Linked DNA regions of Homo sapiens: region 1 is linked to region 2. Evidence: read pairs that join two places in POLR2A ChIA-PET (ENCODE). Cell type or tissue: MCF 10A. All regions are shown on one strand. Each heading gives the region's core, and the rest is flanking DNA. Links, peaks and the distances in the headings are about the cores only. Region 1 holds the start of LOC124904306 (a long non-coding RNA gene). Region 2 overlaps MBD2 (methyl-CpG binding domain protein 2).

Region 1 (13,517 bases), core at 2,773-7,772, 98 kb before region 2:
TCAAAAAAAAAGTAAGTAAAAAAAAAAAAAAAAAAGGAATGCTTCTCCGGTTAAACGGGGACAGGGATGGAAGGCACGCCTGGCATACTTCCTGCTTTGCTGTTTTGGGCCCAAAATACTTTTCCAGAATCCACAGAAGAGTTTTTAAATCACTGATCTAGTCCAAAACCAATTTTTCCAAGAATAGTCCAAGACTGCATAGCTACTTAGAGGACAAATGTGAACCAGAATTCAAGTCCACTGATCTGTGTATGAAATACTACATGAAATCATGAAATTCTTCTCAGCTCTATTAAAAGTCTTGTAACATTGCTGAATGGCTTAATGGCTGTGCTCCTATCACTGCTTTTTTCTTTTACATTTGATTTTGAAATGATTCAGACCTACAGAAAAATTTTAAGAATAATGGAAAGAACTATCATGTATCCTTTACCCAGATTTATCACTCTTTAACATTTTGAGACACACACACAACACACACACACACAAACACAATTATTTTTTCTTAACTATTTCAGAATACATTTTGCACATCATGTCCTTTATTCCTTGGTATTTCAGTGTGTGCTTCTTGTGTCCTATCACTTTTTAAAGCTGTAATTCTGTAGGCACAAACTTTGTTTTTACTGCGATCTAACCATCAAGTTTATATCCTCTCCTAGTCTTACTTTTATCCAACGTGATACATGATATGTTTCTCATATGCTATTGCTTTTCAAATGTTTTTATGCCATTAGTTTTCTCATTAATTTTCACCTAGCTATGTAATGAGGGTTTCCCAGTTTTTCCTCTTTCCTCATAGCTTTGCTTCTCCAAACACCTCTGTACATTTTCGGTACATTTCCGGTAAGGGGGGAGTCATAACTGAATCATAACTGTGCTCCACACTGTAGCCTCAAACCTAACCCTCAGAGCTCAGCTGTTATTTTCCAAACCATTGTAATTACCCTCCTATTCATATTACAATAAAGCACTGGTTATTTTATTACTTTTATTTCTATTATTAACTTTGAGTTTAAGTGTAGTGTAGTTTCAGTAGTTAAAGGAAGTATCACTTCCTTTAGAAGTAATTCATGCATATAACTAATGATTCCAAGCAGTTATACTTCCTGTTGTGTGTGTTTTTGTGGCCTATGTAGAAATTTGCTGGAATCAGAGGATCTGAGTTTATGTTCCAGTCCTGCTATTTACCAGATAGGTAATTTTTGTTTTTTTTTTTTGAGGCGGAGTCTTGCTCTGTCACCCAGGCTGGAGTGCAGTGGAGCAATCTCTGCTCACTGCAACCTCTGGCTCCCAGATTCAAGGGATTGTCCTGCCTTAGCCTCCTGAGTAGCTGGGACTACAGGTGTGTGCCATCATGCCCAGCTAATTTTGTATTTTTAGTAGAGACGGGGTTTCACCGTGTTAGCCAGGATGGTCTCAATCTCCTGACCTCATGATCTGCCCACCTTGGCCTCCCAAAGGGCTGGGATTACAGGCGTGAGCCACTGCTCCAGTCCCCAGATAGGTAATTTTTACCAATCACCTTGAATTAGTCCATTTTCACACTGCTGATAAAGACATATCTGAGACTGGACAATTTACAAAAGAAAGGGAGATTTAAGGGACTTATAGTTCCATGTGGCTGGGGGGGCCTCATAATCATGGCAGAAGGTGAAAAGAATGTCTCACACGGCAGCAGGCAAGAGAAGAGAGCTTGTGCAGGGAAACTCCCCATTTTAAAACCATCAGATCTCATGAGACTTATTCACTATCACAAGAACAGTACGCAAAAGACCTGCCGCATGATTCAATTACCTCCCACCAGGTCCCTCCTGCAACACGTGGGAATTCAAGATGAGATTTGGGTGGGGACACAGCCAAATCATATCACACCTAATCTCCCGTAACCTTAGTTACCACATCTAAAATGATACCCAACCTATCTATCCTCTAAACTTCTGCCTTATCTATTTCAGGAATTCTTGTGAGGAAAAAATAATAAAGTAAATGTGAAAGGGCTTTATAAGAAATGCCAAAATATTTAGAAACAGTAGATATCCAAGTATGCAGAATGTGGAAGGGATCATAGAGATTATCCAATTGAACTGGGTAATTATTTTACAGATAAGGAAACTAAAAACCAGAAAGAACTCACTCACAATTCTAACTCTTGGGCAGAATCAGGTTTTCTGGTTCCTAGACCAGTACTTTCTAACTTCAGCAAACTGTCTTCCTAGGCAGAGTCCACTTCTTGGTGGCTCAAGTTTATCCTCTCCATATCATGGTTTGATATTGTAAAGAACACAAACACAAGAGCCAACTATTTTTTTAAGCACCCACTGTAGAGAGTTTAAATAAATATAAAATTTAGAAAAAGCTAGATTATTTAAAGAAAATACACAAGAATTGTAGGTGGCTTCGAATTATATTTAACATTATTTGAAATATGCCAGGACATTATTTGAAATATGCCAGGACATTATTCTTGTCCACTGAAGTGCAGGTTTTATAAAAGTGTCAACAACCAGGATCTATATTGAGCTTGTACAGATTAACCTTTAGTTCAAGGTCAGTAAGTGGCCAATAAAAGCTGCCAATAATATTATCTTTTTTCAATTGACTTCATTATAAGATGTTAAAATAGTATAACAGGTTAATAGCAGAATAGTCATGCCTGAAACCCATTTCAGTATTGATCTGAAAATTTAGACTTGCAATTATTGAAGAGGATGCTGTCATAACTAGTAGATGAAATAGGCAACAAATTAATTTGTCTATAGTGTTAGGTGTTGGAAGAATATTCTCTTTGACATTGGGTTGAATCTACTCTTTAGTGCATTCAAACAGATCTCATTGATTGAATATAAGTAGGTTAAAAGATTGGCAAGACTTGAAGTCCACAAATCTGAAAAGGTTTTTGAACTGTTCTGATAGCAAAAGTCTTTTACTGTATGCCCTATTTAATTCAAACCTTTTATTCACTTGAATTATATAAGGAGATATTAGTAGACTTCAATCAGAGAAAAGACTGCAGTTTACAGAGTTCAAGGCAGTTGTCTTAAGATGATAGAATTGAAAAGGCCTCCAAAATGTCTGTCAGATATAGAACCTTCATAATCTCAAACACCAGATTAACCCTACTGTCAGGGAAGGTTTGAATGGCCAGATCCAGGATTTTATAGATACTTTTATAGGTAATAAATTTATGATAACACTAAAAATTATCGAATTCTCAGATGGCCTCGTGTGAGTTTGTACCTCTAGCTGGCTAACTAATCATAACATTTTTTTTTTTTTTTTTCCGTGACAGAATCTAACTCTGCCACCCAGGCTAGAGTGCAGTGATGTGACTTTGGCTCACTGCAATCTCCACCTCCTGGATTCAAGCCATTCTCCTGCCTCAGCCTCCCAAGTAGCTGGGACTACAGGTGGGTGCCACCATGCCTGGCAAATTTTTGTATTTTTTAATAGAGACGGGGTTTTGCCATGTTGGCCAGGCTGGGCTCCAACCCCTGACCTCAGGTGATCCACCCATCTCGGCCTCTCAAAATGCTGGGATTACAGGTGTGAGCCACTGTACCCGGCCAGTCATGAAATTTTAAACTTTAGAAGGATAAAGTCAGTTTTGAGGTTTTTACTGATCTGTTTTTAAATATCTGGAGAAAATTTCAGGAACGAATCAATATAATTTATAATGTTGATATAATTTATAATTTTATAATGTCAAAGACAGTATTGTTCCAACACCCATGGGTATTTTGGATGTGCCTCCAGCTTATGATTTTCAATCAGAACATTTAAATTATTTTATTTTTATATTTAATGATTCCCTTACCCCCCCCCACGCACAAATCTAAAAGGAACATGTTCATCAATTATAGAGGTTATGTTCCTGAACGGGACTGTGGTTGGCAAAACTATTATTGCTAAGATCATGATCACAAAGAATATACAGTTTTAAGGGGAAAATGTATGCCATAAAAATATTATATGCATTTTTAACTCAGTAAATTAAAGGAGACGTCGTCTGCTTTTGAAACAAACCAGATTTGCTGGCATCCATACCTGCTCTGGTATTTTCCCTGAGTCACCTTTATCAATTCTTCAAGGAAAAATTTCTGAGCTTCTCAGGTTAGCATCATGTTATCAGACTATAGCTCTATTTAATGCTTTTGAATCAGCCCTTTCTGCCTTGAAATTTACTGTTTCTTTGACTTATGCTTTCCTCTGTTTCCTGTCTCAGCAAATGCCTGTGTAACACCCAGGCTTTTTACAAGGTATCTAAATACTTAAGTATTGAACGAGACAGGAGGGAGTCTGATCTTGAAGACATCTGCAAAGAAGGTGGGACAACAAACAGAGTTCTTCATTAACTGCGTTTCCGCTGAGCTGAGCAAGTCGGCCACGAAGGGAACAGAACAGCCATGTGTTTACATAAGTCAATCACAGCGTTTTATTTTTGTTGTTGTTTTTTAATCTCAAAGCCATAGTTAAAATCCCCTCCAGATTCTACTAACTCAGAAATAGACCCAAGAAGGTAAAAAATGTTTTGATTCTCAACTTTATTAGCAGTAAAAGTGGTTATGGAGGGGAAAAAGAAGTTTTATCCTGAGGTCCCCTTCCTACATCTCTCATAGCTCTACCCATGGTGAATTGGAAATGAAGAGCCCCATGTGAACAGCAAACCTGATTCTTCCACTTAGTGGCAGGGTGAGAAGCTGCTTCTGAGAGAACAAAGGCCTGTCGGGGCCTGCAGGAGGCCGAACACACCTGCCAGCTTACTGATGAGAACCTGAAGCAGAGTCAGCCCACAATGCCTCGGGGGAGGAAACCCAGAAAGGATTCTAAAGGCTGGGCCACAGCACCATTAACCCCACAATAGCCTTACGATTGTCAGACTCTCCTCCTTTCACTAATTAAATAAACATCTGTTCTTGCCTTGGGGAAGAACAAAGATGGGGGGTGGGGCTGTGGAGAGACAGAGAGAGAGAGAGAGAGAGTGTGTGTGTGTGTGTGTGTGTGTAAATACAGCGTCTCTGAAAGAGGAGAACAGAACTCTTCATTATTCAAATGGTAAAGACCAAAAGGGTTTAAAAACTATCCCCTCTTTAGGTTGATTTTTTGTAGAGACAGGGTTTTGCCCTGTGGGCCAGGCTGGTCTTGAACTCCTGGGCTCGAGAGATCTGCCCACCTTGGGGCCTCCCAAGGTGCTGGGATTCCACACCCGGCCCTGAAAAGACGCTTAACATTACTAGTCATCAGGGAAATGTAACTTAAAATCACAATGAGATGCCAATACACACACCCACTGAAAGGCTAAACTTTTTTTTTTTTTTTTTGAGACAGAGTCTCCCTCTGTCGCCCAGGCTGGAGGCTGGAGTGCAGTGGCATGATCTTGGCTCACTGCAACCTCTGCCTCCTGGGTTCAGGTGATTCTCCTGCCTCAGGAAAGTCTCAACTCTTTTAAAAAAAAAAAAAAAAAAACTGACTCTACCACATGAAGATGAGGATATGGGGCAACTAGAACACTTAGACACTGTTGGTGGGAATGCAAAATGGTGCAGTGACTGTGGAAAGTTGTTGGTAGTTTCTTTAAAAGTTCAATATACATCTATTATGTGTCATTCCTCTTCTAGGTATTTATCCAAAAGAAATGAAAACATATGCTTGTATAAAGATTGCAAATATTCATTGCAGGCTTTTTAGCAATAGTCAAAAACAATCCAAATGTCCATCAATATATGAATAGATATATTGTGGTACAACCATGTAGTTAAATACTACTCAACAATAAAAAGGAACAGAGTATTGATGTTCACTGTTTACCACAACATGGATAAATCTTAAAATAAGTTGCTGAATGAAGGCTGGCATTGTGGCTTATGCCTGTAATCCCAGTACTTTGGGAGGCTGAAGTGGGAGGATTGCTTGAGTCCAGGATTTAGAGTTGGAGACCAGCCTCGGCAACATAGTGAGACTCTATCTGTACAGAAAAAATTAGCCAGTCATGGTGGTACTCACCTGCAGTCCCAGCTACTACTCAGGCGGCTGAGGTGGGACGATCACTTGATCCTGGGAGGTCAAGGCTTCAGTGAGTTGTGATTGCACCACTGCACTCCAGCCCGGGTGAAAGAGCAAGACCCTATCTCAAAAAAAAAAAAAAAAAGAAAGAAAAGAAAGAAAGAAAAAAAGTAGCTGAATGAAAAAAGTCAGGCCAAAAAAAAAAAAAAAAGTACGTACTGTATAATGCCATTTATGTAGAAGTCTGGAACATGCTAATTAATCGATGGTTACAGAAGGCTCAGTGGCTCTCTGGAGAAGGGGTTGGAGGCAGGGAAGCATTGCCAAGGGGCAAAGGAAACTTGAGGCTTATGAAAACGTTTGTTACCTTGACTATGGTATGTATATATGTTAAGACTGATCAAACTGTACTCTTTAAATGTGTTTGGTTTGGTGTACTTCAATTATACCTCAATAAAATCGAAAACAACAACAACAAAATACATTGAAAAAGCTAGCACTTCAGGATCTTTCAATTTAGGTCCTTTCCTGGCCCCATTGCAGAGGAGGAATCTTTGTCACTTATACCAAGGAATCTACTTTGTTTTCTCTGTTTGGAAAATTGTATCATGAACATCTTGAAGCCTACAGTTGACTAAAACTATAGCTGACAGTCAAGACTAGACCTTGTCTGATAAAATGCATATAGTCAGCTCTTGGTGGTAGGAGAGTTATTTATTCAGATGTATGGCTTAATCAGCCACACAAGATGGGTTATCATGTGTCACTGTAGGAGAATATGAATGTGATCCTAAGTGGGTTCAAAAAACCTGTAGGTTAAAGAGGTGACGTCAGCAGTCCTGTTATCAGACTAGGTAGATATGGTCAAATTATAAAATAGCGCTGTAATCGAAGGAGGAATTGAATGTAATTATTACTTGATGAGACTCCTGAATTTCTTAGATTCATTTACCAGCTACAGGTCCAGGCTTCCCAATACACTACTATCATTGCTCAAATTGTTTTGTGGCTTTCAAATGTTTTTCAGGCAACAGACCCTTTAGTCAAGCAAAATTTCCAAAATCTCACTCAAAACACCCACCTCAGGCCGGGCGCGGTGGCTCACACCTGTAATCCCAGCACTTTGGGAGTCCGAGGTGGGCTGATCATGAGGTCAGGAGATCGAGGCCATCCTGGCTAACACAGTGAAACCCCATCTCTACTAAAAATACAAAAAAAAAAAAAAATTAGCTGGGCGTGGTAGTGGGTGCCTGTAGTCCCAGCTACTCGGGAGGCTGAGGCAGGAGAATGGCGTGAACCCGGGAGGCAGAGGTGGCAGTGAGCCAAGATCGCGCCACTGCACTCCAGCTTGGGCGACAGAGCAAGACTCCATCTAAAAACAAAAACAAAAACAAAAAAAAACACACACACACACCTCAATCACCACCCCGCTGTGCATAACAGAATAATTTTATGACTATGTATTTACTTTGTAATCCTTAATAAAAATAATGTAACTAGAGAATAATGGCCACACGATTTCCCAAGGAGAGTTTGTGGATGACCGTTGGTGATGTATCAGCATCAGCATTCATTTCTATATCTTGTCTGTGTGAAATTCCAGATTCACACAAACAAGAAGTTCCAAATGGTGGTGGTTGTTTCTCTTTTTTTTTTCTTTTTTTTCACCAGTGCCAGTTGAAAACTGAGTATACTCTTCAATTAAACTGATTCAGAAGCTTGAGAGGATGACAACAAATATTTGCCTCTAAATTGAATTACTAAGGATATCTAACAATTGATTTCATTCCTTATAAAAAATTTCGGGGAAGAAACACAAAAATTTAAAATAAATGTCAAACTGATCTAATGTGAAAACATCACAATTCAATATGCTGTACATTTACTTGTTACTGATAATTCACAATGGTACCCACATGTTCTAAGAGTGTTTTTAGTTGTACAATTTTATGTGTTCAGACATGCAAAAACCTAAATTAAAATTGACGAGAAAAAACAAAAAGCTAAGTCAGAACAGTCAATAACCATTAAAGCAATACAAAAACTTTGGCCAGGCTCGGTGGCTCACACCTGTAATCCCCAGCACTTTGGGAGGCTGAGGCGGGTGGATCACCCGAGGTCAGGAGTTCAAGACCAGCCTGGCCAACATGGCAAGACCCTGTCTCTACTAAAAATACAAAAATTAGCTGGGCATGGTGGCGGGCGCCTGTAATCCCAGCTACTCAGGAGGCTGAGGCAGGGGAATCGCTTGAACCAGGGAGGCGGAGGTTGCGGTGAGCCGAGATCGCGCCATTGCACTCCAGCCTGGGCAACAAGAATGAAACTCCGCCTCAAAAAAACAAAACAAAACAAAACAAAAAAAACCAAACACTTTAAATATATTAATCCAGATGGTAGAAAAGTTGTGGTGGTCAGAATCGTACGTGTGACCCTGAAAAGCTATAGATTTTGTATACTCCCCTCCCCTTTGAGTGTGAGCAGAACCTTTAAATAACTTTCAACGAATAGAATATGGCAAAAGTGGTGGGCTATCACTCCTGTGATTACATTATGTCAGCTGGCAAAGGTAAAGAAATTTTGCAGATGTAATTAAGGTCCCCAGTTAGTTGGCTTTATGTTAATCAAAGGGAAATTATCCTTAGTGGGCCTGATTTAACCAGATGACCCCTTTCAACAAAGGGTATCCAGATGGAAGTCAGAGGCTCTCCTGCAGGTCTTGAAGAAACAAACCATCAAGAATTCTATAGCTAGCTGGCCGGATGTAGTGGCTCACATCTGTAATCCCAGAACATTTGGAGGCTGAGGCAGGAGGATTGCTTGAGTGCAGGAATTTGAGACCAGCCTGGGCAACATAGTGAGACTCTGTCTCTACAAAAAATACAGAAATTAGCTGGATGTGGTGGCTGTGCCTGTAGTCCCAGCTCCTCGGGAGGCTGAGGCAGAAGGATCTCCTGTGCCGGGGAGGTTGTGGCTGCAGTATGCTGTGATAGTGCTATTGTACTCCAGCCCCAGTAACAGAGTGAGATCCTGGCTCAAAAAAGGGGGTTCGGTAGCTGCAAGGAATGAACTGTGCTAACCACCACATGTGCTTGGAAGAGGAGTCTGAGCCTCAGATGAGACTGTAGCCCTTGTCAATACCTTCAATACACCCAAGAGCATAATATTCAGAAATGAGACTGATGGCAATGGCAGGCCGTCCAGAGCGGCTGCTACCATCATGCTGGTTGCAGCAGGGAGGCACGAGCAGTGGCAGCAGCGGTGGCTGTGGGAGCAGCAGTAGTGGCGGTGGGTGCTCTGTGCCCCGCATTTCCGACGCAGCCAAATGTGCCACCCCTACCTCGCACAGCTGGGCAGGACCTGCTCCCAGGTCTGGAGCCTCCACCGTGACCTCAACCTCACTGCCCGCTGCATCCCAGGAGCCCACGAGCACCCAGCTGAGGGCGCAGCCGGGACTCACAGGGCCAGCCCTGGAAGCACTGGGTTCATTTGTGTGGGGATGGCCGGGGCCAACGCACTGCGGGGAAAACGTGAAGAGAAGGCACCGCCAGGGCTGCACGGGGTTCCACTGAGCCTGCTGGAGCCGGGGACAAGTGGAAGCTGCGCCGCTTCTGAGTTGGTGGGGCAGGAGCTCCCCAGGTGCGCCTGCAGCCGCTCAAGCCTTCTGTGACCTGAGCACCCCTGTTCTCTTGGGAGCCAGGAGTTCCCCAGGCCCAACGGCAGCTGCCCAAGCCACGGCTGCCACCCAGGTACCCCTGTGCTCTTGGGAGCCAGGAGCAGGCAGGAGCTCTACCCTCCCAGGCACAGCTGCAGCCACAAAAGCTGTGGCTATGGGCCCAGGGATCTCTGCACTCTTGGGGACCCAGGGAGCCGCCGCTTCCCTTGCAGGCTTGGAAGTGCCTGCTCCCACTGTCTGGTTTCTCCCCACTGTTGGCTCCCACTCCGGTTGCCCAATCCAATCTTGAAGCAAAGTTGGGGCTGAACCCGAGTGCTGTTGCAGCCTGGCAGGGTGTGCACAGGCTTGGGGCAGTGCTGACACAGCAGCACCTGCCATCTCAGACCCCTCCGGACTTTGGGTGCCGACAAACATGAGAGAGAGGCCAAGGGGGTACTGAGGACAGCCCAGCACTGGCCTGCAGGCGGCCCTTGGCATGAACAGCCTGGGCATCATGAACAATGGCAGGAGGCAGACAGGCTCCTGGATGGAAGGGGGTGGGTCCCTGGTGAAGCGCCACCTTCAAGCCCATTGGGCCTGAAGCCTGGGGGCCAGGCTGCCCATCCCTGGGGCCAGAGTGGGAACTTGTGGTGCTTTGACCCGGGCCCGCCCATGGCCACCCATAGACCAATCAGCCCACACTTCCTCCCCCTGAGGCCCATACCCCCACCTCATTCAGCTAGACTTGAGGTGAGGATGGAGAGACACGGGACAACCAGCTTCCAAGAGGGGCTACCCTCTCTGCTGAGAGCTGAACACTCATTGGTATAACCTGCCTGTAGAGAAGAGGTACCCTCTCTACTGAGAGCTGAGCACTCACAGGGAAAATCTGCCTAGCAGAGAGGAGCTACCCTCTCTGCTGAGAGCTGAACACTCATCAGGGCACCCTGGCTATGGAGAGGAGCTACCCACTGTGGGTCTCCTCTGAGCTGTTCCATCACTCAATAAAGCTCCTCTTTGTCTTGCTTATCCTCCACTTGTCTGCATACCTCATTCTTCCTGGATGCAGGACAAGAACTCAGGACCCGCTGAATGGCAGGGCTAAAAAGAGCTGTAACACAAGCAGGGCTGAAACATGTCCCTTGTTCGCCACATTGAGGGTGACTAGAAGAGAGAAGCAGAGAACAGCTGCAACCCTTCAGGGATCCCAGACCTAGAAGCTCCCCAAGCTGGGGCTGTGACACCCTCTTTAGGGATCTATGGTTCCTGGTGTTTCCAAGCTTTTGGGCACCACTGCATTCCCCGGTGTCAGCTGTGGAAGCTGCTTATGGTACACCTGGTTTAGCTGCAGCATCGCAGGGAGCCGGTGCCTGTGCTGGGCCTGGAGCTGCCCGCCCCACTGCAGCCAGCATGCCTGGCTATGCGCAGTGACCAGACCCCACGCTTGCTCACAAACCCCTCACTGCTCCTTGCCTGGCTCACCCTTGGCAGACATGGGATCCAGGCTGGTAGTGGAAGCTGAGCGCAGCCTGCCAGGCCGAGTGGGCGGAACAAGCCCAGTGGGCCAGAGCAAAACTCGGGCAAAGGCGCCACTAACCACAGAGGTTTCCAGCTGGCAAAGAAACGCCCCAAGGATCCCATGACAAGACCATTAGTAGAGGACCCAGTGAAGCCATTTCCACACTCCTGACCCATGTAAATTGTGTAATAACAAATGTGTGTTGCTTTAAGCGGCTAAATTTGTGGTAAGTTGTTATCTAGCAAAAGAAAACTAACACAGATGCTTTATTCCCAGGCAAATAAATACTGAGAACAGTTCAGTGTTCTCATTCAGTGTTAAAATTTCTTTAAGCTCAGAATTATAGCTGAGCATAATCTCTGAAATGCAGCTCAGTTAGAGAAAAATACAATATGAAGAGTCCTTCAATATTATACTAAGAACCTGAGGAAAACAATAAACTGCTTGCTAAGCTCTATGCAAAAATGAGTTAAGCCAGCAGCATAAAATGACCTCCAATAAGTTAAAAGTTGATGGATGGCTGGATGCAGTGGCTCACGCCTATAATCCCAGCATTTTGGGAGGCAGAGGCAGGCGGATCACGAGGTCAGAGGATCGAGACCATCCTGGTTAACACAGTGAAACCCCATCTCTACTAAAAATACAAAACAATTAGCCGGGCGTAGTGACATGTCACTGTAGTCCCAGCTACTCAGGAGGCTGAGGCAGGAGAATCGCCTAAACCTGGGAGGCGGAGGTTGCAGTGAGCCGAGATCGTGCCACTGCACTCCAGCCTGGGTGACAGAGCAAGACTCCGTCTCGAAAGAACAAAAACAAAAACAAAAAATATCACTGAGACAATTGTCAGAACTTGAATGTCGTCTGAGGATCATAGTAATGTATCAATTTTAATTTCTTTATTTTGATGGTTACATTGCCATTATTAAGGAGGAGAATGTCTTTATTTGTAAGAATTACAAATTAAAATATTTGGGGTTATAGAAGGTCATGTTAGCAATTTTGTTTTAAAATGGTGAGGAAACAGATGTTCTTGCAATCTTTCCGGAAGTTTGAGATTGCTTTAAAATGAAAAGTATACAGAAAGCTAAAACTTGGACTTTAAAAAAATTATGCATTTGGGAAACGCCTCAAAAAATTCCCCTGAAGCACTGTTTTAAAAGTCTCTGTTTTGCCTATTCTTCAGAAAAATAACAATGTTTAATGAAAGTATTTCTTATCTATATGGCAACCATATAATTTTTTATTCATTTTTAAAACTGTAAAATTCATCATTTTTTAATTTGTGGTTTCACTAATTACTTGTTTCCTTTGTGATAGATCATGATTTGGCTTTGAAAAGTTTGCAGAAGATATATGCTAAAATAAGAACAAATTTATCTTTTCATATTTTCATACATCTATTAATTCTCCATTTCTCTCTATAATTAGTTTGATGCCAGGCATAGTGGATCATGTCTGTAATCCCAGCACTTTTGGAGTCAGGGGCAACAGGATCGCTTAAGCCAGAAGTTTGCTATGGCGACACAGCAAAACTCTTGTCTCTACAGAAAAATTTAAAATATAGAAATTAGCCAGGCATGGTGGCACATGCCTCTGGTCCCAGCTACTCAGGAGGCTGAAGCTGGGGGATTGCTTGAGCAATTTTAAAACATTGCTACTAGATTCCAAGAAGTGTTATCTTCTTATGTATTTACTCTAGACAAATGGCATGTTTAGAAACATTTGCAAACATTTCTGTTTATATGTCTTTTAAAGAAAAAATATTTCTCATTAAATGTTTTGATATTGCTTTAATCTTTTTATTTACTTTTATCTTCATGAAACTCCTATATTAGAACTCCCTGATTAATAGATGAAGGAGATGAGTAAGGGGAAGGAATGAGGGCATAATTCTCACTCAAAGAGCAAGCTTTCCTCTCTGTCTCTGGTAAGACTGCTGCTCTAATATTCAGCTTTGTAGTCATTGAGCCTACAGGGACTCTGATTTTCTAGACACAACTCTCCTTCTTTAACAGGTATTTTTATTCTGCCTTCACCAAGCAATCAGACTTGCCAGTAAACACCATGAACAGTTCAGAGCTATCACTCAGTGCTAAAAATTTATTTTGGCTCAGAATTACAGCCGAGAGCAATCTCTGAACCTCAGGTCAGCTAAAGGAAAAACAGGAAGAGTACTCCAGTACTATATACTAGGAGCCTGAAGAAGATATTAAGCTACATGCTGAAAATGTCGATTTAAGGAATAACGCCATCACAAACAACAGTGACTCAAATGTACATAAAGTGCACACAGGGAATAATTAGTTACCGTACAAAAATTAAAATTTCATATAAAGAAATGTA
Region 2 (16,463 bases), core at 5,721-10,720:
GATACTTGGATTTTGTTTTCCAAGCTGGCAAGGATGTATTTATGGGCTTTGATGAGTATACTTAATATGCTGGAAGTCTTTCAGAGGGAAGTCTGAAGTGTGTTTCTACTGTCCACGGCTGCAGCCACACCGTCTCTGGAGCACAGAGGGATCTGGATCTCACCTGATCCAGATTCTGCACTGTTGCTTCGGAATGGACTCTCAGAAAGCCCTTCTCTTCTGTCAGGGCTTTTTGGTTTTTTTCTAGACTTTTCTCATGAAATCATTTCAGATAATCAAGGGTCACCTAATTGAGGTTTTACTAGACTTCTGTTTCCTTTTTTTTTATTATTATTTTTGAGATGGAGTTTCGCTCTTGTCATCCAGGCTGGAGTACAGGGGTGCAATCTCAGCTCACTGCAACCTCTGCCTCCCGGGTTCAAGCGATTCTCCTGCCTCAGTCTCCCAAGTAGCTGGAATTACAGGTGCCTGACACCATGCCCAGTTAATTTTTTGTATTTTTTCTAGAGACGGTTTTCGCCATGTTGGGCAGGTTGGTCTTGAACTCTTGAACTCCTGACCTCAGGTGATCCACCCGTCTCAGCCTCCCAAAGTGCTGGGATTACAGCATGAGCCACTGGCCGACTTTTGCTTCCTTTACAGATTACTTTGCAGATTGACATCCAGGCTATACCCTTGTTTATGTGAGCGAGGCTGTGTTGTAGGCACTGGCACTATACTTACACAGAAGTTGGCAACTTCTCATTGCCTTGCACAAATGTGGATAATAGTAATAACAAACTAATGTTGAATGATTAGAATTTTAATCAGTTCTTTAAAAGTAGCCATTATTTTGGCATGTTAGGTAGGGAGAGATTCAAATTATTTATGTTATCTTCCCAACTTGAGAATGGCATTATTAGATCAAGCCATTAGACTTATAGATTGCGGAAGATTTAGATGTACTTCTTAATTATGAAAATTACATTTACCTTACTCAAATAACCCCATATATACCTAAAAGTTTTAATAAACTAAAGCATGACCACATGACTCAATCAGCTGTCCGTAATAACCTGTGGTATAGGTAGGACTTAGTTGGGCAAAGGGTGAGATGTGGCCATCTTCACGGGCTCATAAGAGATAACCAAGGTCCCTTCAGGTCGGCCAGCCTCATCATGCCTCAGCTCTTTCTAATCCTGCTTATTAGTAAGGTGGATGTTTATTCATTTATTTATTTGGTTAGTTAAATAACAGGCCGCAATTTACTGTGTTACTTAAATTTTACTTAAGTAAAATTTAAGAAGAAGAAGAAGATGATGACTGTAAAAACAAAGGTGTGAATATATTTAGCTATACATGAGATAGGATATCAAATACATAAATAGTTCAATTTGCAGTTGCACAGTGCCATTTCACCCAGGTTAAACAATAGGAAGACTCGATGCATACGTGTCATCTGTAAATGCTCTCATGTGAAAGAAATTGTGAAGTAAAATAAAGTATCTTGAGTAGAAATTTTTCTACATTTTCTCAAAATATATTTGGATTGGTCTGTATCTGTTCTGCTTTTTCATTTGTATGCCCTTTGAATTCTCTTTTTATGCTGATGTAGTTAATTGTAGTTAGAAAATATTTGCATAAACATAGAAGAATACATATGATTTCTTTGGAAAATTAACAGGATAGTAAAGGTTATCATCAAAATAAAACGAAACAATGAGGGGATATGTTGAGCACTTTTTATTTATGAAGTGCTGTAACTACATGTTCATCAAGGCTGTAAAAGCATGGTTCTTAAGTGGAATTCAATCTCTAATTCTTTTTTGAGTATTGCTGACCTCTCACCTGATAAATCACTGGATTACTTAAGTTTGTTCTTTTTTTTTTTTTTTTAACAGGTAACTTTCGACCGACTTTCCCCAAGAGAAAATTCCTAGAAATTGAACAAAAATGTTTCCACTGGCTTTTGCCTGTAAGAAAAAAAATGTACCCGAGCACATAGAGCTTTTTAATAGCACTAACCAATGCCTTTTTAGATGTATTTTTGATGTATATATCTATTATTCAAAAAATCATGTTTATTTTGAGTCCTAGGACTTAAAATTAGTCTTTTGTAATATCAAGCAGGACCCTAAGATGAAGCTGAGCTTTTGATGCCAGGTGCAATCTACTGGAAATGTAGCACTTACGTAAAACATTTGTTTCCCCCACAGTTTTAATAAGAACAGATCAGGAATTCTAAATAAATTTCCCAGTTAAAGATTATTGTGACTTCACTGTATATAAACATATTTTTATACTTTATTGAAAGGGGACACCTGTACATTCTTCCATCATCACTGTAAAGACAAATAAATGATTATATTCACAGACTGATTGGAATTCTTTCTGTTGAAAAGCACACACAATAAAGAACCCCTCGTTAGCCTTCCTCTGATTTACATTCAACTCTGATCCCTGGGCCTTAGGTTTGACATGGAGGTGGAGGAAGATAGCGCATATATTTGCAGTATGAACTATTGCCTCTGGACGTTGTGAGAATTGTGCTTTCACCAGAATTTCTAAGAATTTCTGCTAAATATCACCTAGCATGTGTAATTTTTTTTCCTTGCCTGTGACTTGGACTTTTGATAGTTCTATAAGAATAAGGCTTTTTCTTCCCTTGGGCATGAGTCAGATACACAAGGACCCTTCAGGTGTTACTAGAAGGCGTCCATGTTTATTGTTTTTTAAAGAATGTTTGGCACTCTCTAACGTCCACTAGCTTACTGAGTTATCAGGTGCAGGTCAGACTCTTGGCTACAGTGAGAGGCAGCTTCTAGACAGAGTTGCTTAATGAAAGGGTTTGTAATACTTTACAAACCATTACCTGTACCTGGCCTGGCCTCCAAAATATTAACATTCTTTTTCTGTTGAAACTCGCGAGTGTAACTTTCATACCACTTGAATTTATTGATATTTAATTATGAAAACTAGCATTACATTATTAAACGATTTCTAAAATCAAAACATACTTAATCTGATACCAAGGAAGGGAGGGAGTGGTTATAAGCAAATGAAAACAAATTTTGAGAGACAGAGCAAAAGTAAAATCATTCTATAGAAAAGGTGTGTTTATTTCTTAACTCTTGAGTTCTTTTAAAATTAGAACCTAAATGATGCAGTCAGGGGTATGACCAATTCCACATGAGTGTCACCTGTACATTTTATTACCACTACCTCCAGTTTCCAAGGCAGGGAAGAAGAGGGGAATAGTCAAAGCAATATGACTAGCTAGGTTTGGGCTGCTGTTTGGGCTGCTGTTTTTCCTGGACTTTTATGCCAAACTACATAAATACTTCTTGGAATTCCTGATTTACGCTCAACTTTGATCCCTGGACCCTAGGGCCATTAGTTTCCTTGAAGCAGTCCTGCTGGTGGATGAGCAGGGAAACTTGTAGACCCTGGGAAGCCAATTGGTAGAGGGTGCCTGCCCGCCCCATCAGACTGTCCCAACTGGGGTGGGGGTGAGGATCATAGTGATTTCTTTTTAAAAGCTAGTATGACTAGTGAGAATGGATGTCCAAGGGCTTTTCTCTTCCTCCCCCGAGTCCACGATTCTTCATTTGTGATCAGGGTTGGGGTAACTTCACCTTGGTGATCATATATTCTTTTTACAAACCAATCCAGCCAAGATATATGTGCTTTTCTAAACAGCTTGTAAAAGCAAAAACACAATGTATACACATATAAAACTGATTTTTTTTTTTTTGCTTATATACTTTGCTCAGGTGGAGAACAAGGTATGAAAGCCATTATATGGTGTCCCTTGGGGACCATCCCATAAGTCCAGGGTGTTCCCAATATACCCACAAGACAACATGTTCAAAACTTCATCACCTGGTCCCCACAAACCTACCACCCTCTTCCATTCCCTCACTCTGGTAAAAGCAAGCCATCTTCTCCAGTTACGCAAGGCAGAAGCCCAGGAGTGAGCACAATGCTGCCCTTTCCCTTGCTTCTGACTTCTCATCAATCCTATTAGAACTACTGACTGCACCCCACCTCTCCTCCATCCCCACGATCACTGCCTTCATATGAACTGCCTTTCCTGTCCTCTGGACTTTCAGTGGCTTCCTTTTTTGCTCACCTGTCCACTTTCTTCCCCTTCCCTCTCTCCATCCCTCCACATAGTCATCAGAAAGATCATCAAAACAGGCAAATGTGACTGTATTATTTCCCTCACTTATCTTTGTATGCAGTTTAGAGTGATTTTTAAGAGCACACACTTTGAAATTAGGAGAACCTGTGTCTGAATCCTGATTTTTGCCATTTGTGTGACTTGTCAGGTTATTTAATCTCTTTGAGCCTGTCCCTCCTCAGTGAAATAGGAATAATAATACCTACCTCATAGAGTTGTTGTGAGGATTCAGTGAGATAGACTGTTTCTAAAGTGTGTAGCACAGTGCCTGGCACATAGTGGGTGCTCACATTGGAGCACACTATTGTCGCTATCCCTGCAGGTGTGAGTTTTACATCCTTTCCAAGAGGCATTTGCTAATAACCCTAACTACCGCCTATCCCTGTGACACTATTTTCTGCCTCAGCACCCTATTTCTTTTGTAGACATTTTCTAAGTCTGTATTTTATTTATTTGTTGGCTTTTTGTCTATTTCTCTACTAGAATGTAAGCTCCATGAGAGCAAGGATGTGTTTGTCTGATTTCCCGTTACAGCCCCAGCACTTAGCTGAGTGACTGGCACCTAGTAAGCACTCAGTAACTGTTTGCTGAATAAATGGAAGAATGGTCAAAAGGCTCTTCTTGATCTGATCCCTGCTTGTCTGTCTGGCCTCATGCTGCCACTATTCCTCACTGCACCTTCAGCTCAAGAAAAACCTCTTTACTTGCTTCTTTGAAGTGCCCCTTGGGCCTCTGTGTCTTTGTACCTGTTGTTCCCTTTGCCTGAAACACCCTTTGCCTGCCCGTCTACATGGTGAATTCCTAATCATTGATGAAGTCTCAGCTCAATGGCTACCTCCTCTGTGAAGCTGTCCCTGATTTCTTCAGGCAGATGTTCTTTCCCGCCTTCCCTGTTCCCACCGCACTTTGTAAATACCTCCATGGAAGCACTTTATTGTATTGTATTGTAATTTTTTTTTGCATGTCTGTTTCTACTATTAGACTGTAAGCACCGTAAAAGCAGAGATTGTGCTTTTTCATCCTCATGTTCCCCGAGCCTAGCCCAGTGCCTGGCACGTAATAGCTTGTCATTAAATATTTGTTGAATGAATCTGTGAATGAACAAGAGTCATGCAGTTGGAAAAGTGTTAGAAGCTGTATGTATTATAAAGGAAAGAAATGCCCTTGGTGGCTTCCAGGGTGTTTTTTTTTTTTTTTTTGGTCTAAAGAGGAGATCTAGAGAGTGTTATACAATCTCTTTGAATATAAGATTACTCGTTTGGATTTTTAAAATAATATAGATCTTCATAAATAATTGCAAAGATATAAACAAGCTTTGTGATTTCTCAAATGCTATGAAGTCCAAAATAAATATTTGCACTATTAGTATTTCCATAGTAAATGCTATGAGAAAATGTACAGCAATAAATTTTGAAGCTTTAAAACTGTTTGTGTAAGTCATCTTCAATGACTTAATCCATGAAGGACATCTCTGGATCATGTTTCTCGGGCACAGGGGACATCAGACTGGGGGGTGGGGTCCCAAAGTTCACAGGTAGGGCAGGGAACACCAGTCAGTTACAACCCAATTAGCTAGCAGTAGCTGTGGGATTTGGACTTGGAGCAGCAGGCTGTCAAAATGCATGACTCGAAGGATCTGGAGTAGGCTTTAAAATTTTAATTTGCATGCTGGTTTTCTCTATAAGGGCACATGCAAATTTTATGTGAAAATAGTTACTTTTATCAATTATTTGACTTTTAATGATGGGAAAACAAAAAGTGTTTTATTTCCTCACATTTATATAGCATTTAATAATTTATGGAACACTTTCACCTCCATTAATGTTATCTTTGAATTTTAATCTACATGTAAGCCATGTAATATGTACATATTCTTCTTCTCCTCATTTATGAGTTAAGGAATCTAAGACCCAGATAAGTTAAATGACTTATCCTAGCCAATAAGATTCAGAGAGGGAAATTTGAATGTAAAGGTTTTCTGTCTCGAGAACGCCACACAACCTTCCAATGCTATTCTCCACTCGGGTCTTAAGCTGACAAAAAGCAACACAGTTTGGTTTAACAAGTACAGTATGACTGTGGCCTGAAAGCAGAGCGATTCTTCCTAGGAGATCTGGTCCTTTTGTGGGTGACTAGTCAAAGCTTTTCCAGTAAACCTCCCTGCTGAGAAATCTTTACTAGGATTATTTATCTTATAAAAGAGGTGAGAATAGGTAAAGCTTCTTAATCACAGAATGTTAGGAATTATTTTTATCCGACGGTTAGCGTTTTCTTTGTAGTACTTTCAGCTTTTTGCCTCATGAACTTGATCCTCTGAGAAGTCTGGCAGCAAGATGCAACTGGACCATAGGCCCTGGGGCAAGAGTCCCCAACCTTTTTGGCACCAGGGACTGGTTTCATGGAAGACAATTTTTCCAAAGAGCAGGGTGGGGTGGGGTGATGGTTCTGAGATGAAACTATTCCACCTCAGATCATCAGGCATTAGATTCCCATAAGGAGTGTGCAATCTAGATCCCTCGCATGTGCGAGTCACAGTAAAGTTTGTGCGCCAATGAGAATCTAATGACACAGCTGATCTGAGAGGAGGCGGAGCTCAGGCGGGAATGCCTGCTCACCTGCTCACCTCCTGCTGTGTGGCCCTGTTCCTAACAGGCTGAAGATCAGTACGAGCCTGCTGCCGCCCAGGGCTTGGGGCCCCTGATGTAGGGCATGTGTAAAACCATTCACTGGGAGTGGGACCTTTTAATATTTGTTTTTATCTAATGTTATTGTGATTCTAATTTTTGAGTGTTTTTTAATATACATATTAGTAGAACAGTACATGTATATTATTTGTAAGTAAATATCCATAAATTTGGGAATACGTTTTTGTCTCAGAAAGGATTTATTAGCAAAGGAGTTTTGAGACCACTGCTCCAGTGCAGGACTCCTCATCGGGGGTCCATATTCCCCTGGAGTCAAGGAGCCTGCCAGACTCTTGCCATTACATACACAATTTTATGACGATGTGCCTTTCTCCTGGGGTAGTATCAGTAGCTTCTGTAGAATTCTCAGTGGGGAATGTATATCCAAGAATGAACCACTGAGGGCTGGTCTAGTGATTTCACTCCACTCTTGAGGCAGAATGGCTGTCACATACAAATTCAGATCATCTACAGCTTGATTTGTTATTGTTGTTGTTGTTGCATTTGTTGGTAGCCTCCAAATGACTTTCCATTTTGATTTAATGAATTAATGCTAACAAAATACCTAATAGAGTGGCCTCCGTATGGTAATGTATTTCATAAATGGGAGCAACCGCTTCCCCCAAAAACAAACAAACAAAAAACGCTGGTAAATTGTTAGGTATTGGAATATGCTTCTTGGGGAGTTACCTTGATTTTCGCTGACTGGATAAATATTCCCTGGACTGAGAGAGAACCAAAGCAGGGAGTTAATTGTGTGTGTGTTGGGAGAGGTTGATAGCAAGCAAGAATATGCTTGTTGAACACAGCATGATTCATACGAAGGCCTTACACCCAACAGTAGCTAGTTGTGAGAAAACAGAAACATTTGGAAACTTGAGGGGACTGATACAAATAGCAACATGGTAGAATGTGCTACTGGGAATGAATGCCTTCTTTTAAACCTTTCTCTTCCTCTCTTCTGTCTCCTACAAGAGCCGAGTCACTTAGTATAATTTTACAAATGAGAAAACTATAACCTTCCAACTATGACTTTCATTTTAAGAAACTCATGTGGCTTTTTGGAACAAACAAGATTTTGGTTTTACAGAAGCTGCTGTGAGAAGAGGATGAATTAGTCACCTAACTCTGAAAACATTTAACACTGGGGGTGGAGGGCTGGGGGAAGGGTGAATGCATTATTACTCAGTGAGTCAGAAACACACTCAACTTTACTGGAACTTTGTATTCATTCAAGGAATGGTCACAATCTTTGTTGTTGTTGTTCTTCCTCTTCTTTTTTTAAAATGACATTCCATAGGCTCTATTGCCATTTTATTAAAGATCAGTAGAAAGGCAAGAGGAAATATGGGTGTGAATTAAAGAATGGAGATAATTCAAATTACTCAGGGAAATTTCTTTGTGATAGGGTGGGACTGAGGTCCCTGATTTTTTGCTGACTGTTAGTCGGGGTTTGTCCTCAATGTCTAGAGGCTGCCCACATTCCTTGGCTAATGGCTCCTTTCATCGTTTTTGTTTGTTTGTTTTTGTTTTTGTTTTTGTTTTTTTTTGAAAGCCTCGCTCTGTCATCCAGGTTGGAGGCTGGAGTGCAGTGGCTTGATCTTGGCTCACTGCAGCCTCTGCCTCCCGGGTTCCAGTGATTCTCCTGCCTCAGCCTCCTGGGTAGCTGGGATTACAGGCATGCGTACAACCATGCCTGGCTAATTTTTATATTTTTAGTAGAGATGGGGTTTCACTATGTTGGCCAGGCTGGTCTTGAACTACTGACCTCAGGTGACCCGCCCACCTCGGCCTCCCAAAGTGCTGGGATTACAGGCATGAGCCACCATGCCCAGCCAGCTGCCTTAATCTTTAAAGCCAGAAATCAGGTCAATTTGTCTTATTGCTCCAACTTCCCCTTCTGCCTCATGTCTTTCACTCCAGCCAGAGAAAGTTCTCTTCCTTCAAAAACTCATTTAATTAGATTAAGCTCACCCAGATAATCCAAGATAATCTTTCCATTTTGAGATCTGCAAACTTAATTGTATCTGCAGAATCACTTTAGCCATGTAACCTAACATGATTACAATTTCTAGACATTAGAGCATGGGTAATTTTTTGGAAAAGGGCCTTCTGCCTGCCACATACTGTTAGCTACAAGTAACAGATTATCAGTCTCAGATGGCTTAAACAATAAGGAAATGTACATTAAATGTATCTAAAAGACAATTCTAGGCTACTTTAGATTCTTAATGCAAACCACAGGGCTCTAGCTTTGCTTCTGTGTAGTCTTCTAATCATGGCCTCTCCTTCGTGAATTGACTTCAGCCTCAGCTCAGTAGCAAGATGCTTCCAGGTGTCCAGACATGACAATGGCAAGAAGGAGAAGATAGATGTCTTCCTGTGCCTGCTTTTTATTATTTATTTATTTATTTACTCTTTTAAATATATGATAGAGATAGGATCTCGCTATGTCGACCAGGTTGGTCTTGAACTCCTGATCTCAAGCAATTCTGTCTCAGCTTCCCAAAGTGCTGGGATTACAGGTATTAGCCACCACACCCAGCCATATGCCTGCTTTTTAGAAGGCCCCAAACACTTTCCCTTGTACCTCATTGGCTAGAATTGGTTAACACGCCCATTCCTAAACTAGTTGCTGAGAAAGGGGGTTGGAATTACCCCAGATGGCTTAGATTAATCATCATATGGGAGTGTTGGGGCTGCTAGGGGGTCAACCACAACACCTGCTTCAATCTTCTGTCTCAAACTGCCTGCTATTCTTTTGTGCTTTCCCCTACCTTTGTGCTTTCATTTTTACTGGTTTCTCTGTAGAATTAGCTTCTTTTTTTCTCACAATCAGTCCGGACCCTATATTTTCTTTTCTTTTTTTTTTCCAGATCCCATCTTTTACTTAAGCCAAAAAAAAAAAAAGCATCACATTTCTTTCCTAAAGCCTTGTCAAATGCATTCCTCCCTCCAATCTGTCCCTTCTCAGTAGCGTGACTCTGCCTGACACCTTGTATATGAGTACATATTGCCTGTTCCTCAAATGCTTCTCATATTACCTAAGTTATAAGTTCCTCTAAGACATGAATATGACTTCTTAAAAGAATGGATTTGGGCATGAGTTCATAAACTCATTCCCAAATGAGTTAAGTATCAAAGTTGGAGGACACAGTCTTCCACAAGACCACCCTCACTTCTGACACCACTGCAATCTCCTAAACTTGCACAACCACCCTCAAGTTTGATAATTTGCTAGAAGGACTCACAGGACTTGCTAAAAATTATTATGTTCATGGTTATGATTTGTTGTAGGGAAAGAATACATGTTAACATTAGCCAGAGAGATACACAGTCTGCAAGGGTTCCAAACTTAAAGCCCACATTGTCCTCCTCCCATTGAGTGAGGAGACATTACCCTCCTAGCATTGATGTGTGATATATACGGGGTATTGCCAACCAGGAAAACTCACCTAAGCTTTGGTGTTCAGAGTTTTTAACCAGGACTGTGCTTAAGACATGATTGATTGACTGCCCACACGATTTTACTCAGTCTCCAGGTCAACTGAATGCATAACACAAAATCCCCACCCTAACTCACATGGTTGATCTTTCTGGAGTGGTCAGATCCTACCCTGACACATGTGGCCCTACCCTAAAATCCAGTCTGACCAGGTCACACCCTAAAAAGAAGACACCTTTTATCAGATATGACCTAGAATATCCCCCAGACACTGAGGGGAAAGGCTAGTTCTTTATTTGGGCAAGGCCAGATTCTTTATTTCATACTTTGTGATAAGTATTTTGGTAGTAAACACTAATTTGGTTATTACTGTGGCCCTGAGAAAAGTTCCCTTGATAATTAAATTAATATTTAGCTATTCTAGAATTATCATATTTTAAGAGCAATTAGCATTTAATGCCATTCCACTAACGCTTTGTTTTTCAACTTTATTCTTTCTATGTAGGAATACTTTCTTGTAATCATCGCATAAAATAAGCAAGATAATTTCTCTGTTGTGCTTCTTCACAAATTAGATAAGATAATTAAGACATAATTGCTTTCTTTTTCCTTAATATGGAGCAAATAAATAGTTCAAGAATATACAACAAGGGCATAGACTGAGTAATCTTGCAAACACTTTACCTCCTGGAAAGCAAAGGCAATGATCTCCATTAAAATTCAGCAATAATACTTAGTTATTATAGCAATTACAAAGCCATAGGTCTTTCCTATCTCTAATATGTTTTAAACCTTTTTAAATACATTTTTTGTCTATACCATATTAGAACTATTTTGGTTCTAATCTTATGACTCTAATAAAAGAGATAAACCAACTCAGTGAGGCTATAGGACAAGAGACAAAGTCTTGACATATATTATTTCTATAATAAAGTCATCATTATCTGGGCAGTCCTGAGGTTCCAAAGTCGATATATCAAGGTGAAAAATATCTCTCTCTATCCACCCAGTCAAAATTACCCTAGAAAACTTTCTAAACCCCTATAAAGTACACCATATATAGTTTGGCATATTCAATTCTATAAAGTAATTCTTTTTTTTTTTCTTTTGAGACAGGATCTTGCTCTGTCAATCAGGCTAGAGTGTAGTGGCAAGATCTTGGCTCACTGCAGCCTTGGCTTCCCAGGCTCAAGTGATCCTCCCATCTCAGCCTCCCAAGTAGCTGGGACTACCAGCACATGCTACCATGCCCAGCTAATTTCTTTTTTTTTAAATAGAAATGAGGTCTCACTATGTTGCCCAAGCTCAAGCCATCCTCCTGCCTTGGCCTCCCAAGTGTTGGGATTATAGGCATAAGCCTCTGGGCCTGGCCAAAGTAGTTCTTAAAATTAGTCTAAAGCAGTGATTCTCAGTCTAAGACAGCTTTGCCTTAGACTGCCTAGGAAATACATGACAACAGTAAACCATTTTTGGTTGTCACAATGAGGGGAGAATAGTGCAGTAGTTATTGACATCAAGTGCATAAAGGCCAGGCATGCTGCTAAAAGTCCTGCAACGCACAGGACACACCCCGAAAATATCAATACTGCCAAAACCCGATTTAAGGAAATACCTATTTTTAAGGCTCTATGGAGAAGTCTGATCATTTCTTTTTGGCTTTCAGGTAACTGTCAATCTCCAGAAGTGAATGGAGGGTGGAGGGGAGGGTAGAGAATTCTAAAGTGTTCCCGCATGCCTGAAAAGCTACATACCATTTTATTTTTGTTTTTATGTTTCTGGTTGGGGTTCATTTATTCAACACATATATTAAGCACTTAATTTGTACAGTTGCTTTTTAAAAAACTAGGCATAATTCAGTGAACAAAGATGACAATCCTGGGCCTCAGTTCTCTTTTGGGAGTCAGACACTCACAGGTCATGTCCACAGAATGTTAAATGTGATGCCCTATCAGGGACCCCTCTAGGTATGGATGCATTTCCCCAAATTCTGACCTCAGGACCAAGTATACCATTTAAATAGATTCAGAAAAAGTATTTGACATAACTTACCATTCTTTTATGATAATAACTCTCAGTATATTCAGTGTAGAACAAATGTACCTCAACCCAATACAGACCATGCATGACAAATGCACAGGTAACATCATACTAAACAAAAACAAGTAAGGCTTTTTCTCTAAGAGCTATAACAAGACAGGGAAGGCCACTTTCATCACTTTTGTTCGACATAGTACTGGATGTCCAAATCTGAGCCTTTAGAGAACAAAATCAAAGTCATCCAGATTGTAAAGGAAACAGTTAAATAGTCCTTCTTTGCAGATGATGTAATTTTATATAATAAAAATCCTAAACACTCCACCAAAAAACTTCGAACTAATAAATTCTGCAAACTTTCAGGATACAAAATTAAAACACAAAAGTCAGTAGCATTTCTATACAGTAAGAACATATTCTCTGAAAAAGAAATCAAGAAACAATCACAACTACATAGCTATAAAATATATATTTAGAAATACATTTAACCAAGAAAGTGAAAGAGCTCTACATTAAAAGCCAAAGAATATTAAGGTAAGAAATTAAGTAAAGATTGGGCATGGTGGCTCACTCCTGTAATCTCAGCATTTTGGGAGACCAAGGCAGGAGAATCATTTGAGCCCAGAAGTTCAAGACTCGCCTGGGAAACATAGAGAGACCTCATCTCTACAAAATTTTAAAAGTTACGCAGACATGGTGGCATGCACCTGTGGTCCCAGCTATTCAGAAGGCTGAGTTGGGAGGATTACTTGAGCCCAGGCGGTTTAGGCTGCATGAGCCACGGTTGTGTCACTGAATGCCAGCCTGGGTGATAGAGCAAGACTCTGTCTGGAAAAAAAAAAAGTAAAAGACAAACAAAAAGAAAGATGTTCTTTATTAATAAATTGGTAGAATTAATATTGTTAAAATGTTTATGTTACCTAAAATGATCTACAGGTTTAATACAATCAGTGTCAAAATAACAATGACATTCTTCACATACAAAAGGAATCACCCAATTTATATGGTACCACAAAAAACACTGAATAGTCCAAATAATTGAGCAAAATAAAGTAAAGCTGAAGGCATCACAGTACTTCACTTTGAAATATACTACAAAGCTATAATAAGCAAAACTGCATGGTATTGGCATAAAAACAGACACATAGTACAATAGAGCAGAATAGAGAGCCCAGAAATAAATCCATGCATTTACAGCTAACTGATTTTAGACAAAGGTGACAAAAACACATAATAGTTAAAGTACAGTCTCTTCAGTAAATGGTGTTGGGAAAAAATGGATATCCACATGCAGAACGAAGAAATGAGACCCTCATCTCGTCTCATACCACATATAAAAAACAACTCAAGATGGATCAAACACTTAAATATAACATCTGAAACTACTGGAAGACAACATAAGGTAAAAGAAAATATGATATTGGTTTGGGCAATTACTTTTTGAATTTAACCTGAAAATGCCAGGAAACAGAAGTAAACACAGACAAATAAGATTATTTCAAACTGAAAAACTTCTGCACCGCACTAGATACAATCAATGGAATGATAACCTAGGAATGGGAAAAATATTTCCAAATTATGAATCTGACAAGGAATTAATATCTAAAATATTTAAGAATCTCAACCAACTATGTAACAAAAACAAATATGTATTAAAAATAAGGAAAAAGCTTAGGCATTTCTCAAAGGAAGACACACATATGACAAATAGATATATTAAAAATGTGAAACATTAATAATTATCCAGGAAAGGCAAATGAAAACCACTATGAGATATTAACTCACTCCTTTTAGAATGACTATTATTAAAAAGGCAAAAAATAACAAATGCTGGCAAAGATTTGGAGAAGGAGAATGCTTGCACACTGTTGGTGTGGATGTAAATCAGTACAGTCATTATAAACTTTCCCAGTTGTATTAGTCTATTTTCACACTGCTATAAAAGAACTGCCCAAGACTGGGAAATTTATAAAGAAAAGAGGTTTAATTGACTCAGAGTTCCGCATGGCTGAGGAGGCATCAGCAAACCTACAATCATGGCAGAAGGAGAAGCAGGCACGTCTTACATGGCAGCAGGTGAGAAAGCATGTGAAGGAGGAACTGTCAAACACTTAAACAACCAACAGATCTTGTGAGAACTCACTATCGCAAGAACAGCATGGGGGAAACCATCCCCATGATTCACTCACCTCCCACAAGGTCCCTCCCTTGACACCTGGGGATAGCAATTCAGATTACAATTCAAGATGAGATCTGGGTGGGGACACAGAGCCATACTATATCATGAGTCTTTCCTTAAGTGTAAATTATAATGACCACCACAGTTTCCATACCTTCTCAGTATTGGTATTTTTTTTTTAATGAATCTTTTGTGCATTGCTCTGGCTAAAGATCTTGGGTCAAATGAGAAGACATAGCTGAATGTTTGACTACTGTCTCATGTCTTGTCACATTCCAGGGCTCTATTCTTTGCTCTAGGCAGGTGATCAAACCTGGCTTAGAGACAGTGAGGCCAATGGAGAACAAGTTTCCATAGTTCTCTAACATCACATCCCTATACAAATTTTGCTGAGCAGGGTCGAGGAATTTCCACTTCTCCAGAGAGAATTCTATGGCCACATAATGTCAACAGCTTCATTTCCTGGCTTCCAGGGATCCTGGTGTTTGACTTAGGGATCTCCCAATACCTTCAGGTCACAGGGCCATATATGAGCAGAGAACATAGAGCAGTGAAGACAGGAACTGGAGCTCTGTCTGGAGTGAGAGACAATAGCCCCACCCCATTCTGGTTTAAAACGAAACTTGAGTTTATTTAAAAAAAAATATACATTAAAATTTAGCCTTTTTGATGTGCAGTTCTGAGTGTTGACAAATGAATAGAATCCACTGCCGTAATTACACAGAGCTATTTTATCACCTCCCCAAATTCCTTAGTGATACTCCTTCATAGTCAACACCTTCTTTACCCTGATCTGTTGTCAGCCACTGATTTGTTCTCTGTTTCTATAGTTTTGCCTTTTCCAGAATGTTGTATAAATGGAATTATGCAGTATGTAGACTTATGGGTCTGGCTTCTTTCACTTAACATAATACATTGAGAATAATTCACATATCAAGAGTTTATTATTTTATTGCCATAGATTTTTAAAATCCATTGTTATCCTTTCACCTGTTGAAGGATAATACTTCATTCTGTTCTAATAGCAAAGATTGATAACCTTGACACATTTTGAAATTTTTTTGTTGTTGGGAGAATCAAATACAAGAGAAGGCTTATATCCTGTACATAATGAAGTTCCAAATTCAATGTAGGTCAAAGGCACAAATGACGCAATTGCTCTGTTTTTAACCATTGTGTTTTTTGCTTCAGAGAACTGCATTCATTCACCTCAATATATGCTCAAGATTGTGCTGTATGCAATCATGAAAATGTAAAATACTCTACAGATGCAACACATATCCCAGCATAATAGTCAAAGCCTGGCAGGAAATTGATGCCACCCTCGAACAGATTAACTAAATGTTACTCAAGGAAGGAACTCAGTGAAGGGATTATTTTCATAGGTGTTGGCAGTGTTTGAATCAAATGCTTGTTAAACATTCAGAGACCAGCCACACCAAGAACCGAACAGGAAGCCAGAAGGCATGTGTGTAGAGCCCAGCTTTCTGGAACACAGGGCAAGTCAGAGAAAGATGGGTTGGGACAAGGGGCCACACTGAGTAACCTGCACACCCTGTTAGGCTCATCTTCTGTCCTTGTCTTTCCACTAATGTTGGTTTTGCTCTTGTTCTTGTCCCCAGTTCTTTCCCCTTTAGTTCTACAGAAATATAATCAATTCTTTAAGGCCCTTTCTTTATAAATTGCTTCACCCTTACTCCAGTCAACTTTGATCTTTTCTCACCTCTGCTGTTCATGACATCAGTTGTCTGTATCCCACATTCTGGCAGTTGGTTACGGTCATTTGGGGTTGTTATTCTATGCAGTCTTATTCCTAACCAATCCTATTGCTTTGTCTCATCTTCATAACCAGATTGTAGTGACTAAGCAATGTCTTTTATTTCCCACAGTTCTTGGCATAGAGGAGACCAGATATTTTTTGAATGAATGGCCAGTCTATATCACCAGAAAGCACTTATT

Evidence for each region. ChIA-PET counts read pairs that join two places held together with the same protein. Peaks named below come from ENCODE experiments on the same cell type or tissue, not always from the same donor. Only the 100,000 strongest peaks of a DNase experiment are listed, where the experiment ranks them.
Region 1: POLR2A ChIA-PET joins it to region 2 with 6 read pairs; 4 of 35 experiments call an interaction of 5 or more read pairs at or near these places.

What each region holds. Positions count from the first base shown.
Region 1 is chr18:54,238,523-54,252,039 of GRCh38, reverse strand. LOC124904306 (a long non-coding RNA gene) reads left to right here and starts at 3,329. Exons shown (of 2, transcript XR_007066378.1): 1 at 3,329-3,410; 2 at 4,226-4,920. RefSeq lists a silencer at 812-881 and enhancers at 3,787-4,673, 4,674-5,559. In MCF 10A, for the core only: no CTCF peak of the experiment used is centred there; a DNase peak (open chromatin) is centred at 4,789.
Region 2 is chr18:54,140,729-54,157,191 of GRCh38, reverse strand. MBD2 (methyl-CpG binding domain protein 2) reads left to right here. Exons shown (of 7, transcript NM_003927.5): 7 at 1,881-5,586. Among named protein-coding and RNA genes, the nearest start is that of SNORA37, 73 kb to the left of the region's middle. In MCF 10A, for the core only: no CTCF peak of the experiment used is centred there; DNase peaks (open chromatin) are centred at 6,751, 7,661 and 7,991.